Linked DNA regions of Homo sapiens: region 1 is linked to region 2. The links are chromatin contacts, found by Hi-C in ENCODE. All regions are on one chromosome and are shown on one strand. The core of a region is the stretch at or near the end of the contact, and the rest is flanking DNA. Distances in the headings are between cores, read along the strand shown. Region 1 holds the start of PAK3 (p21 (RAC1) activated kinase 3). Region 2 has its middle 54 kb from the start of PAK3.

Region 1 (6,192 bases), core at 2,987-5,486, 55 kb before region 2:
GGCTGGGACCGGGGATGCATGGGGAGCTCTTAAAATTGTCCCCATTAAGGTCACTAGAGGGCACTGTTGTGCTGATTGTTAAGGATAGTGTTTCTTTTAGGGTGCTGAATTCCAAAAAGTGCCTGGGGCTCACAGTGAGATATGGGAGGAGGGCACGAAGGAGAAGGATATACGCCCTAAGCCAGGCCCTTCCTTCACCTTCATCCCAAGACTTTCTGTTTTGAGATTGAGTTAGGGAGTAAGGGCCACTAGTGAATATACGCCACCCACCCATCCACTCAGGTCTGTGAGACCCAGCCACACAGAACCTTTCAGGGGCTTGGTTATAGGGTCCCTAGCAGATTATTAACTTGGACTTCTCTTTTCCCTCCTGTTCCCCATTCACATGAAGTAAAAGTAAAGCCACACTGTTGAAAGAGATGAAATATATGTGGTTGTGGGGTTGTTTTGTATTGTTTTCCCTAAAACTGGAGGGCATACAAAAAAAGAAGGGGTAATTTTTCTGACAGGGGAAGAAGAGGGCTATACTTTAGTGGACCTGTCTTCATTACCAAGAATAAATGGACCACCTTATAGAACAACTAGTGCCAAGTTCATCGTTTGAAAGACAAGGAAACTGAGGCCTAGAGAGGGGCAAACACACTGTCTGGGACCCCCAAACACAACAGGGGTCCCAGACTGTCACTGTCTGGGACAGTGTGTTTGGGGGTCCCAGACCAGGCCCTAGCCCTCCATAACACTTGACTTCTGACTCCCAGGGTTCATTCCACCCCAGTTCCTGGTCCTTTGGCCCCTAAAAAACTTCACTCTCCAAATTCAGCCCCCTCCAACCTCAAAGAAAAACTCTGGCCTCCCTCTCCACCATGTGGGTTCCAAGGCCATCCTATTCCATCTCAGCAATCAGGCCTCTCTGTGACTACACCTTTCTAATGATTTCCTCTTCCCACCAGTAAATTGTTACTCTCTTTCCAGTTTTCAAGGTCCATCTCCCCATTATGTTTCCCAGACTTAGACCCAGCTGTAGCTGCACCGTTTTGCTCCTCATTGCATCCCCTGGGTTTAGCACAGATTGCTCCAACCTGCAGATAACTGACCAAATGTGGAAATCAGACACAGATCTATTGCACTGATTAACATTTCCAATTAAACCCCCGGTTAGGCTGTGTGTATTAGTGACTCAAATAATCACCGCGTAGGTAAATGCAAATGCCTTCCAAAGCCACAGAGCGCGGTAGGAAGCGACGCATATCTGGGAGGAAATGGAAATAGACTGCCACACCCGGAGGTTCATTTGGTTCTCCGGTAACCCTAAATGAGATTTTAAATGTGTGGCTATTATTTGATCCGAGGCTGAAGCATCACACCTGAAATGGAGGACTCGGGTCCTGCGCGTCGCTGCAGGCCCTTTTCCGCCCCCTGCTGGAGAAGCTGTGTAGTGCCGACTTGGCAGACGAGTCCATTCCAGGCCCTGCAGAGGGAAACGCCTAGCCCCCGGCAGGTGGGGGTGGGGGTGGGGGACGCGTAGCGGAGGCTTAAGTACGCCCCAGATGCCTAGAACGCTGCACTTACCTTCCGAAGTAAAGGTTTTACACAGTTCCCTGCGCACACAGGGTCCCCAGGGATCCTGAGAAGGAGGGCTTTTTTTCTTTTTTTTTTTTGAGCAGGGGTCCCAGACCAGGCCCCAGCCCACCCATGTAAAAGCAGTCAACCTACCTGTCTAGGCCAGATTGATAGCGCCTCCACTTCCCTTTGAGGCACCGTCCTTCCCCACTGCCCTCTCCTTACCCAGGAGGAAAGAGCCAGTTGTTGAGGCTGCTGCTCATTGAGTTTCTTGTTCTCTTGGTTAAAGCTACTGGTTCCTGAAGGTGGGTTACGTGGGTGGGGATGCTGTTGATTTTAAATATCTAGAATCATCCTTCTAATTCTTGGCTGAGCTACAGCTGCCTCAACCTCCAGAGTTGCCTATCTCACCAGAGAATTCAGGGCTTTTGGGTTGTTGGTAAGGCCACGACTTTTCTTCTCTCTCTCTCTAGTTTGCTCCTGCCTTCCTGCCTACTACATCTGATCTGTACACCTGATTTTTTTTTTTTTTTTTGCCTTGGCCACCTTCTTTAACCTTAATTTAGTAGCTTAGTCTCTGAACACATAATAGCAAACTCTCGGATGTCAGCACCTTCCCATCCCTGCAGTTCTTTTTATTTCTCGTTTCCCTCACCTGGTATGTCCACCACTCACCCTCTCCCAAGACCTCAGCAAACTTGTTTGCCCTATATACCATTTCCACCTCTGACCAGGAAATTCTGCAACCTGTGGGAATGGTTAGCTGGTGAGAATGTCCCTAGGGTCCTGTGTCCCCTAGCTTATAACCCTATTGCATGTGAACCTCCTTTTCCTGTCAGATCTCTCCTACAAGGCCCAGCTGCCTGTCCGGAGACTTGCAGGGTCAGCTCCTTGACATCCTAAGGTCTCTCTGACCTCAGGATTCTCAGCTGTCAGCTCTTGCCCAGGCTACCTCCTAGTCTCTTCCCATTTTGCTTCTTGCATGGGCTGGGGGATATGACACTTGTATCCAGAAACAGAGGCTTACAAATGGCTCTCTCTCCAAGCCTCTGCCTGTTAGTCATTCATTACCATATCAAGTCTTTTTGCCCAAAGTTGCCCCTGATTGGAGGCCTCAAGTACCAAATCACAGATCTTGCCCAATTATAATTTTGCAAATGGCCCAGTGAAAACCGCACTGACCTTTACACCTTGCTCATCCCAGAACAGGGCCACGGTGTTGTCACCAACAGGAATGGACCTCCTTCTGTTCCAATACCTCAGACAGCCATACACTTGGCCTGGATTTGAGTCTGCAAAACCATGAGGGGAGCAAGACTAACATGGCTAAAGGCTTCCCTGCTGAAAGCCGTTTTTTAAAAATAGCACTGCAACCGCCCCCATCATGCTTCCCAAAGCCAAGCCACTCACCCTTCTCTCCTTCGCTTCTACAGACCAACAGCCCAGAACCCTCAAGTCTAGAATCTGGAACTGGATTCTGAAAGGTGGGACCAAAAAAAAAAAAAAAAACAAGTGGGGCCTCTATCTCTCTCCTTGCCTGCATCCCCCTCTTCCCACCATCCCCCACCCCACCCCACCCCTTAACCACCACCTAGGGAAGGAAAACTTGCCAGAGTAAGAATCTAAAATGTTCAGTTCACCCAAAAGTGCGGCAGTAATCTTGCCAGAGCCAGTTCACAAACTGAGGGCAATGTCCCCCAGCGAGCTAAGGGGAACAGGAGAGAAGGAGAGGCAGTGGACCCAATGACACTGCTCCCCAGACAAAGAGAGGGCCAATCCAGGGACCCTGAGCTTTCTGGGGGCGTTATTGCATCATTCCAATCCCCACAGGAGAAGAAAAGGGTCCCCCTGTTATTACCATCCCCCCACCAAAAAAAGGGGAGGGGGATAAAGAAAAATAAAAGAAAGAGGGGAAGGCGCCCGTTTAAGAAAATCGTCACTTTTTCTCTTTCCTCGTGTGTGTGTGTGTGTGTGTGTGTGTGTGTGTGTGTGTGTGTAAGGGGCGGGGGGGTTCTACCCCGGACTTGGCCAGACCGTGGCCACACCCCCTCCCCTTTTCTAGGGAACTGCTGTCACAGCTACTGGGGCTGGGTAGGGGGGCGGGCGGGGGGGTGAAAGGGAAGACTTACAGGCTGACGTAGCTTTCAAGGCGGGTTTTGCCTCAAGCGGCCCAGGCCCCAGTAAACGAGTCTAGGGTTTGACCAAGCGAAGGAGCCCCGGCCCTCTGGGAACGGCCCTGACACACCCACTTGTCCGCGAACTGGGATCATGCAAACTGCTCGCTTGGTCTCAGGGCTCCGGGGAGCCACGTAGGAGACTCGAGGCTGGGGCACAAACAGGACAGGAGGGGGGTCCGGAAAGGCAGAACATCTGCCCAGCAGCCTTAAAGCATCATCCAACAGCCACCCCCTCCCCCGCGGTAGCCCGGGTGCAGTTAGTCGCGGGATTTACCTGCCACGGATCCAGCCACCCCGTCAAGACCTTTCCTCTACCTCCGAGCGCTCCAGCTGGCGGGGCTGGGGAGCCGCAGCCCCGCGGCCGCAGCCGCAGCCCCGGGCCCAGCCCGCTCCCCCTGGCTCTTCTCCCGCCCCCGCACACTGGCTCGAGGCGGGGAAAAGCTGCAGCCCCCAGTGCGAGATCCCAGACGGTTAGCTGGCACAGCTGCCCGCCCGCGGTAGAGCCCCTGCTCGGCAACCGCTCCCTAGCCCTTCTCTGCTATTACGTCACCCGAGCTCTGCACCTTACCTAGGCCAATCAGATGGTGAGCATAAAACTAAAATCGCCCTGAGTGGGCTACTGGGGACCAATCTTTTGTTTCCAGGCAGGAAGCGCCTGGGAGGGGGAAAAAACTGAAGGGGAGGGAACATGGAGAGGGAAAGGGAAAGGAGATGGAAACTTCTACACTGTCAGGGTTGTCTAGACAGAGGTGGGGCCATCAAAAAAGAGGGGCACCTGACAGGATGGAGAGGAGGGGAGAGTTCATGTATCTTCCTTAATTGCTCCCCTCAGGAGAATTGAGATTTCAGATGAATTTTCAGGGGACGAAATCTGTACAGCTACACGGGCACACTTTATTCGGGGGAAAAAACGGTTTCGATTTGGGACACCACCTGTCAGCCAGGCAGGTTAAACTGACGGAATCTCTAAAATACACAGAAAACTAAGAGAGACAGATGTGGCAGTGGAATTCAAAGAGATGGCAGTCTAGATCGGGAAACTACTTTTCTGCATATGAAGCACACACATTCCAAAAAGCAAGGAATTATACAAAAAATAAAAATAACTCTACTTCAAATGGAGCTTAAATGCGATTCTCTCTGTCCATCCTTTCCCTTAAACCTTCAAAGCTTTCTCTTGTCTTTAGGATACGGTTCAAATTTTTGCAGATGGCCAAAGCTTTATAAAATCTAACTCCAAAAATAATCTCTTGCTACTCCAAAATCCATACTCCCCATGATTTGGCTAGATTATGTAAATTATGGTGAATCCCAGCAAGGCGACAGTAAGCTGCCATAAAAAGTCAAATAATACAAAACAATAAGGACATTCAAATTATAATGATGTAAAATATGCCTACAGAAAACGATCAGAAGAGGACATAAAATTGTAACCGTTGGGTTAAACTAGTAGTATTATGAGTAACTTTTTCTTTCTACTTTCAAATTTATTTTCATAAAGATAAATATATCCTCACATACTTAAATGGCCAAAATAGATCATGACCCTTCCCAGTGAACTTTTATTCAATTTTCTCCACACTGTGTAACATCCAGCAATAATTTCTCCATAATGCCAACAAAATAGGTTTCAAGAACAAGAGTGAACTAATATATCTGCCCAGGTCCTTTTAGTAAAAGTCGTACAAAAGAGCTACAGATGACCACACGCGGTGGCTCACACCTGTAATCCCAGCACTTTGGGAAGCCCAGGCGGGCGGATCACCTGAGGTCAGGAGTTCAAGACCAGTCTGACCAATATGATGAAACCCCGTCTCTACTAAAAATACAAAAATTAACTGGGCATGGTGGCATGCGCCTGTAATCCCAGCTACTTGGGAGGCTGAGACAGGAGAATCACTTGAACCCAGGAGGTGGAGGTTGCAGTGAGCCGAGATTGCGCCACTGCACTCCAGTCTGGGCAACAAGAGCAAAACTCCGTCTCCAAAAAAAAAAAAAAAAAAAAAAAAAGAGCTACAGATTCGCCAGACAAAACATCTCAGGCAGTTGAAGAATGGGATGCCTCTTTTGGACTGATTCATTTTAAATTGTGATGATACAGGGAATTGAGAAAAACAACAACAATGATCCACTCTATGCCAAAACAAGAAAGAGGGAGGCAAAGACTAAGTAAACGATGTAATCCAGACCATTTTTAAGGGTCAGTTTGCATTTTATTTTCCTAAATTCAAAATATATATATTAATGCATATATGAGTATTACATTAACATTGTAGAAAGTGGTAGAGCTGGGATTTGTATCGAAATGAGTCCAAAGTCCATGCTTTTTCTAATATGATACAGTTTACTACTGCTAAGAATTAAATGTGGTATTACTGGTTTTGTTAAAATACATACTTGCTTTAAAAGAAACAGACTATATAAGATTGGCATTTTTAAAAAATCAGGCATTTTT
Region 2 (6,201 bases), core at 3,136-5,635:
TTAGTGAAATCTCTTATTTAAATGAAAAAGAAACCCATAACCATATGCTAAATTATCCACAATCCCTCTCAAATATCAATAGAAATGCTGTGCTCAAAATGCCAGAAAATATAACTGTTGAAAATAAAAATATGACATAATTCTGGCAACCTGGCAATATCTGCCCATAACATAGTGGAAAGTGTTAGTAGCATGGTTCTGCCTTTCACTTGTGTCAAACCACCTTAGCACGTTCAAATTGACATCCAAGTTAATTTTGTATACATTTTGGGCACCTTTCCAATTGCTTGCCCTTATTGGCATCTTTCCAGACAGACACCTGTACCTGATTATACCTGTAGCATCTGTCAAGGATACTTGGGAAGAATAGCTAACAGTACCTAAGCTCTAAGATGGAAGTCAATTTCATTTGGGGAGGAGAAAAGGTCTGGAGAGGTCTGTAACTGGGATGTCTGTCCATTGGGCTTCTCTTGCAGAGGCTGTGTATACCACTGTAAGCTTTCATGTCATAGGTCATATAGCCTGAAACTTTCATCTCCCAGCCATTTCTGAGTTTCTTATGCCAACCCCTTCCCTAAAAGGCTCTGGTTCACAATTTCAATGATCCAGCTTAGATGGGCAATTCCAAAATGTCAGGTTTTCTTGGAGTTTTTATTCCACTAACCTGCTTAAACACATTCCAAGATCAACTTCTGGTAGTCACAGATGACAGGACAGATGGAAAAATTAACACTCATGCGTAAAAGCACTTCCAGAATGCTGGTATGTAGCTTCTCTAAAGCTGCACCTGAGGGACTGCTACTAGAAGATGGGAGACAATGGCAGACGGCAGAGGAGACCTCGTTGATCATTCATGGTAATTAGGCCACCACCATAGCCAAGAAGGCACCTGTGTTTGCTGTTGATCAGGCCCCACTGCCACATCCCTCTCCCTGTTTCTAAAGCAACATCCCAGGAGTGACCAGGGTACTTGGGAATAAAGGAAAGGAGAAGACCAGGAATCTTGACACCACTGCTTTGCAAAAGTTGCCAACTCTTTTTCTAGGGGTCTCCTACAAAGACCAAATGAACAAAGCAAGGTTTCCCCTTGGGAGAAGACAGACTATAAAATGATGACAGAAGATGGAAGGAAAAGTAGGAGCAACCAAAGGCCATCCTCCCAGCATTTGGCATAAGTAGGGGAAATAATACTTCTTCATCATTTGAGAATGTGATGGTAACATGTGGGGCCTGATTTCTCTTTCAAGATCTGTCACTAATTCACTGTCTGGCTCTGGGCAAGTAACTTCATGGAATTTTCCCATCTACAAAATATGTATAGTTTTAGCCTCCCAGTCTACCTGCCTACTTCAAAGCATGATGAGAGAATTGCATGTGACATACTTTGGGTTTCTTATAATGGTTGAAGCCACCGGAAATCAGAAAATCTGTTTTTTAAAAATCTTCTTAAAATCAATAAAGAACTACTAACAAGGTATTTAAGTATTGTTAGGCAAAAATGAAGTGATAGTGAGAACCTAAAGAGATGAGTAAGCATGGATGTAGCTGCTTTCACTCTAAGGGCATTTTTCCATGCCAGAAAATTTCAACTTTAATATTGAAAACCTTGTGGGTCAAGAGGGACAGAAATCATAGTCCAGATCCAATAGAAGGTGAGAAGTCTGCTAGGAAATGCTCCCCACAGAAAACTAGGGCTCCAAATGATTATACCTGCAGAATAAGGGTAAACCACATATGAACCTTGGGGAGCAGCAGATTGCATTTATACTGTCTAGGAAAACTTAATTAGTAAACTTAAATTTACTCCAGACTAGCAATGCCTCAGGATTCTCACTAAAGCAAATACAAATTCTCTCTCTGAAGAAAGATAACTTTATTCTGGGCTTCAAATCACTACTACAAATAGTTTTTCAAATACAACAACTAGCACATGAAGATAACCAGACACACAAGGAAATAAGAGACCATGACCAGGAGTCTAAAGAAAGAGCAAACAGCAGAAACAGACCCTCAAAGACTTCAGATGTTGGACATACCAGAGACAGACTATAAAATGATGCTTACTGTGTTTGAAGAAACGGAGTGAGACTGTCCTACAGTTTTATATTATCCATGAGCAGGGTAAAAGTATGATTTTAAGACTATGACATCCTCTGCTTACAGCTTTTAATTTTTTTTTTTTTTTTTGAGACAGGGTCTCATTCTATCACCCAGGCTGGAATGTAGTGGCACAATCATAACTCACTGCAGCCTCAAACTCCTGGGCTCTAGCAATCCTCCTGCCTCAGCTGCCTGAATGGCTTGGACTACAGGTGTGTGCCATCACACCTGGCTAATCTTTTACATTTTTTTTTGTAGAGACAGGGTGTTGCTATGTTGCCCAGGCTAGTCTCGAACTCCTGGGCTCAAGTGATTCTCCCTCCTCAGCCTCACAAAAGTGCTGGGATTACAGGCGTGAGCCACCACCCCTGGCCTTCAGCTTTTAACTCTTGAATGTTTACTAATCTCTACTGTCTGGCTGTCCCGTGAGTGAAGTATGGAGTGGTCATGTGGCTGCTCACCTCAGCCCCCAAAGAAATCATGACTGATTCAAAAGAAATCAGAACATGAGGGGAAAGGGACATAAAACAGATGCAGCCTTGCCTTTATAGTTTAATTTGCTAAGACCTGGGAAGTGAGAAGATGAAAGTGTAGATGTAGGCACAGGCAGAGGCATGGGCAGAGCCTGGGCAAAGGCAAGGGCAGGGCAAAATAAAAGACAGACATCACAAATTTGTTTTTTGGACACTTGGCCATTCAATGAATTCACTTTTGGATCATTGGATTTTGGTCAGTTAGTCTAGAGCCATTTGATATGTGGTTGCCGCATGTGGATTTCCCCTGTCTCTTGTGCCAGGAACTTGGAACACGGCACAAGAAAAGTAGGATGGCGAGCAGGGCTGGCCTTGTGGGTGTGCAACATAGCCTGTGCCGTGGTACAGGGCCCCAACTCTGAAGAGCCCTATCCTTGGTTTAATGCTCTACTCTCACTGTCTTGAAATTAACTATTTCAGCAAGAGGCCTCACATTTCTGTTTTTCACTGGGCTCTAAAAATGACACAGCCTGTCCTGAGGGCTGCAGTGGTGAGTGGGTGGGCAGCAGGAGATGGTGTGGATAAGACCAATGGTCACTCACTGAGTTTTGCCAACCTAATGGCTCATGAAGGCTCCAAGGCTAAGGCTAAATGAATGTCCAGGGACACCATATGCAGCCCATGAGTGGAAGTGGCAATGGAGGTACAGGGTATCAATCAAGAACTATTCGAGGGTACCACACATCTCTCCAGCACTTACTATATACCAGGCACCGGGTTAAACCCTGTGCATATAATGTCTAATTAATTTCTTATTATGAGCAGGGCACTGTGGAAAAACAGAAAAACACTTTAAAAGTCCCCTTTTGGGGAGAAGCTTACTGTCTAGACAGAGACATCTATTTGTTGAATAGAGACACATATATATGCAGTAATAAAGAAATATATATGCAGTAATAAAGACACACATATATAAAAAAGTATATATATGCAGTAATAAAACAACATACAAGGCAGTGTGTGTTTAAGTGTCAAATGCATGACAGATCTGAGTAGTAATACAATCTCAATTCAGAGAATGGAATTCCACTGAGTTGGGGTGGTCCAATAAAGTTTATTGAAGAAACTGAGGCTTAAGACAGGTCTTGAAGGAAAGGCAAGTCCTGGATACATGGGCGATGGTATCAGGAAGTCCAAGCAAGGAGAATGGTATGGAAGAGAGGTGGGAAGTAGAAACACCTGCAGTGTAACAGGGAGTGGAGGTAGGATGAGGTTGAACCATCTTGCTGAAGTAGAAGGCACAGGGGGTACAGTGAGGGAGGCAGCTACAGCTTCTGAAAAAAGGAGTCTGTGGAAGGCCACAAATGCCATGATTTGCACTTGATCTATAGATACTGGGGAAAAGAAGCAAAGCTTTTGGGCAGAGGGGTGGCACAGTGAAGGAGTGTTTGGGGAAGCTAAACCTGGTGGCAAAGACAGGTGGTACTGAGTGAGGCAATCTCTGCCCCAGGAGAGTTCAGACTGTCTCTATATGGCCAAATTGTGCCCCAAACACTCCCCCAGGACTGTCCCTAAGGACTACCAAGAGGGCAAAGTGAGAGCAATTTTGCATCCCAAGCCCTCTCTTCTCCTCATCCCTTCCCAGCAAGGGCTTGTCTGGACCCCAGCTTTTGCCTCAGTGCCTACGCAAACACTAATAAGTGCCAAAGTGTTGCCATAGAAACCATTGCTTCATTTCTCTCAGAGAATGCTCTGCAACCGCAAGGCTTCCTGCTTTGGGAAGCTTTTAGCAAATATTTGAAGAAAGTGGCAAATGCGTCAGCCAGGAGTGTATGTGTTGAATTGGCTGCTGTGATGGGGGCTGGAAGAAAGGAGCTATATCGTGATACAGGGTCCACTGAGGAACTGACTCAGCTCTGGGAGGCCACTGGAAAACAATTACCTTTTAAAGCCACAGTGCCTTTAGTTAATAGGCTGGGTTCCTAACAATGCTTTACCCCATTTCACTACCACTGGATTATACCCTAGGGCCTGATAGTTTCAATCTCGACTACCCCCACCCAGGAAACCGCCAGTGTTACTCTGAACTTCCCTCTGGTACAGCTTGTAATAATGGGCTAAAGACTGGTAGAATCAAGTGGAACACAAGAGGGCTGAGAGTTGCAGAGGAAAACCCATAATGATAATAACTAGAAATAAATCTTAGTTTGTTCTGTGAAGGGCACTATACTAAACACTTTATGGGGGTTTCCTTATTTAATTCTGACAATATCCTGCACGGTTGGTCCTATGAGCCTCAAGAGGCCAAGTGATTTACCTAGACACTCACAGGGATAGGTGGTCAAGCTGGGAGTGTGAACCATGATTTGTCATACATTCTTAACCACTCTGTCATACTGCTTTTCTTTTTCCTTTTTTAAATAGTGGTTTTATTAGGAAATATAGTATGCATTGAAAAGTATATAAAATGTATCTATATTTTCTTAAAGTTATATTTGTCTGTTTCCAGTAATTGATGCATTATGATGATAATGATTAAAATAGTTAATATTTACTGGGCACTTAGTTTTTGCCAAGAGTGCTAAGTGCTTTACCTACATTCTGTATAATGTAATTGTCACAACAACCCAATGAATCAGGGGCTTTTATTAGTATCTGTAATTTAGAGAAGGGGAAATCGAAGCTTGGTGAGTTTAAGTAACTCATTCGGTGGAACTTGGCTAAGCCAGGACATGAACCCAAGTCTCTCCGATTCCAAGGCCATACTTGCAGTTGCTGAGTGGCAGTCTCTCTGGAACCAGGTTGAGTCTTCTTCTTCAGGGAAACCTCCACCTTCTACTTCTCTGATGGTGTCTTGGAGACATTTTTTTTTCTTTCTTTCTTTTTGATTCTTCTTTTTTTTTTTTTTTTTTTGCTCCATCTACTTTTCCCAGAGTGGTTAAAATACTCCAGGGCCTCAGCCATTCTCTAACATGCAGGAAATCCCCTGGCTTTTCAGGGTTGGCAGACTTGCCTCAGCCAAGACCCTAGGAATTATGTGCCTCACAGGACCCCTTCTGAGCTTGGGCCTCTGCTTGAGGGAAATTCCTTCACCTATGTGCTCACACCTTGCCTTGCCTTCCCGGTTTGGATTTCAGCCTAGGGCGGGGCTGGGAATACTGAAACTCCTCCAATCATTCAGGAGGCTGCATCTGTGTGGGCTACAATCTAGTCTGATTCTCCAAGTAAAAAATCATTTCTGCCCTAGTTCTTTCACTGCCCTTTGTCTACATGGTCTATTAAAGCATTAGCCTGGTCTGCTGAGCTTAGAGTAACTCCAGCACTCTTTCTATCAGTCCATCACTGAGAAACCTCACCTGGAGGCAGACTTCTTCTGGTCTTTAGTGAGAGTGACAGGTGGTGGAGGGTGGATGAATGGATGCTATTCTCTGCCCAAATAAGAGGCTAAAGTCAAATGGCAGATGCAAGTACAGCTAGGTCAGATATAAAACTGACTAGCTGATGGCATTCTTTTTATGACATGATAATTCCTCTCATTTAATAGCATCAGGGACCTCACAAATGAGGAGACTGTAAGTCAGCAAGTGACATCCAGCACACGAATGAAACAGTTTCACCAAAAGCCTCT

The links. A loop is a pair of places that touch in the nucleus more often than their neighbours do. Pooled maps may share reads with other maps.
Region 1: a loop to region 2 is called in a map of CD4-positive, alpha-beta T cell, with 10 times the contacts of the local background. The contact joins the promoter of PAK3 here to the enhancer-like site in region 2. A Hi-C loop is called at or near these places in 3 of 168 maps with a recorded cell type or tissue (CD4-positive, alpha-beta T cell, PC-3 and mammary epithelial cell), 1 of 37 single-sample maps with no recorded cell type and 9 of 50 pooled maps.

The regions. Positions count from the first base shown.
Region 1 is chrX:111,094,235-111,100,426 of GRCh38, reverse strand. PAK3 (p21 (RAC1) activated kinase 3) reads right to left here and starts at 4,236. Exons shown (of 18, transcript NM_002578.5): 1 at 4,012-4,236; 2 at 2,971-3,037; 3 at 2,743-2,852. RefSeq lists a silencer at 4,036-4,165.
Region 2 is chrX:111,039,280-111,045,480 of GRCh38, reverse strand. It overlaps a transcript of PAK3 not described here. Among named protein-coding and RNA genes, the nearest start is that of PAK3, 54 kb to the left of the region's middle. Within about 2 kb of position 4,385, at least 3 of the 41 ENCODE cell types and tissues checked have a DNase peak (open chromatin) inside an H3K27ac peak, as active enhancers do; they include CD4-positive, alpha-beta T cell, PC-3 and mammary epithelial cell, where a contact is called at or near this core.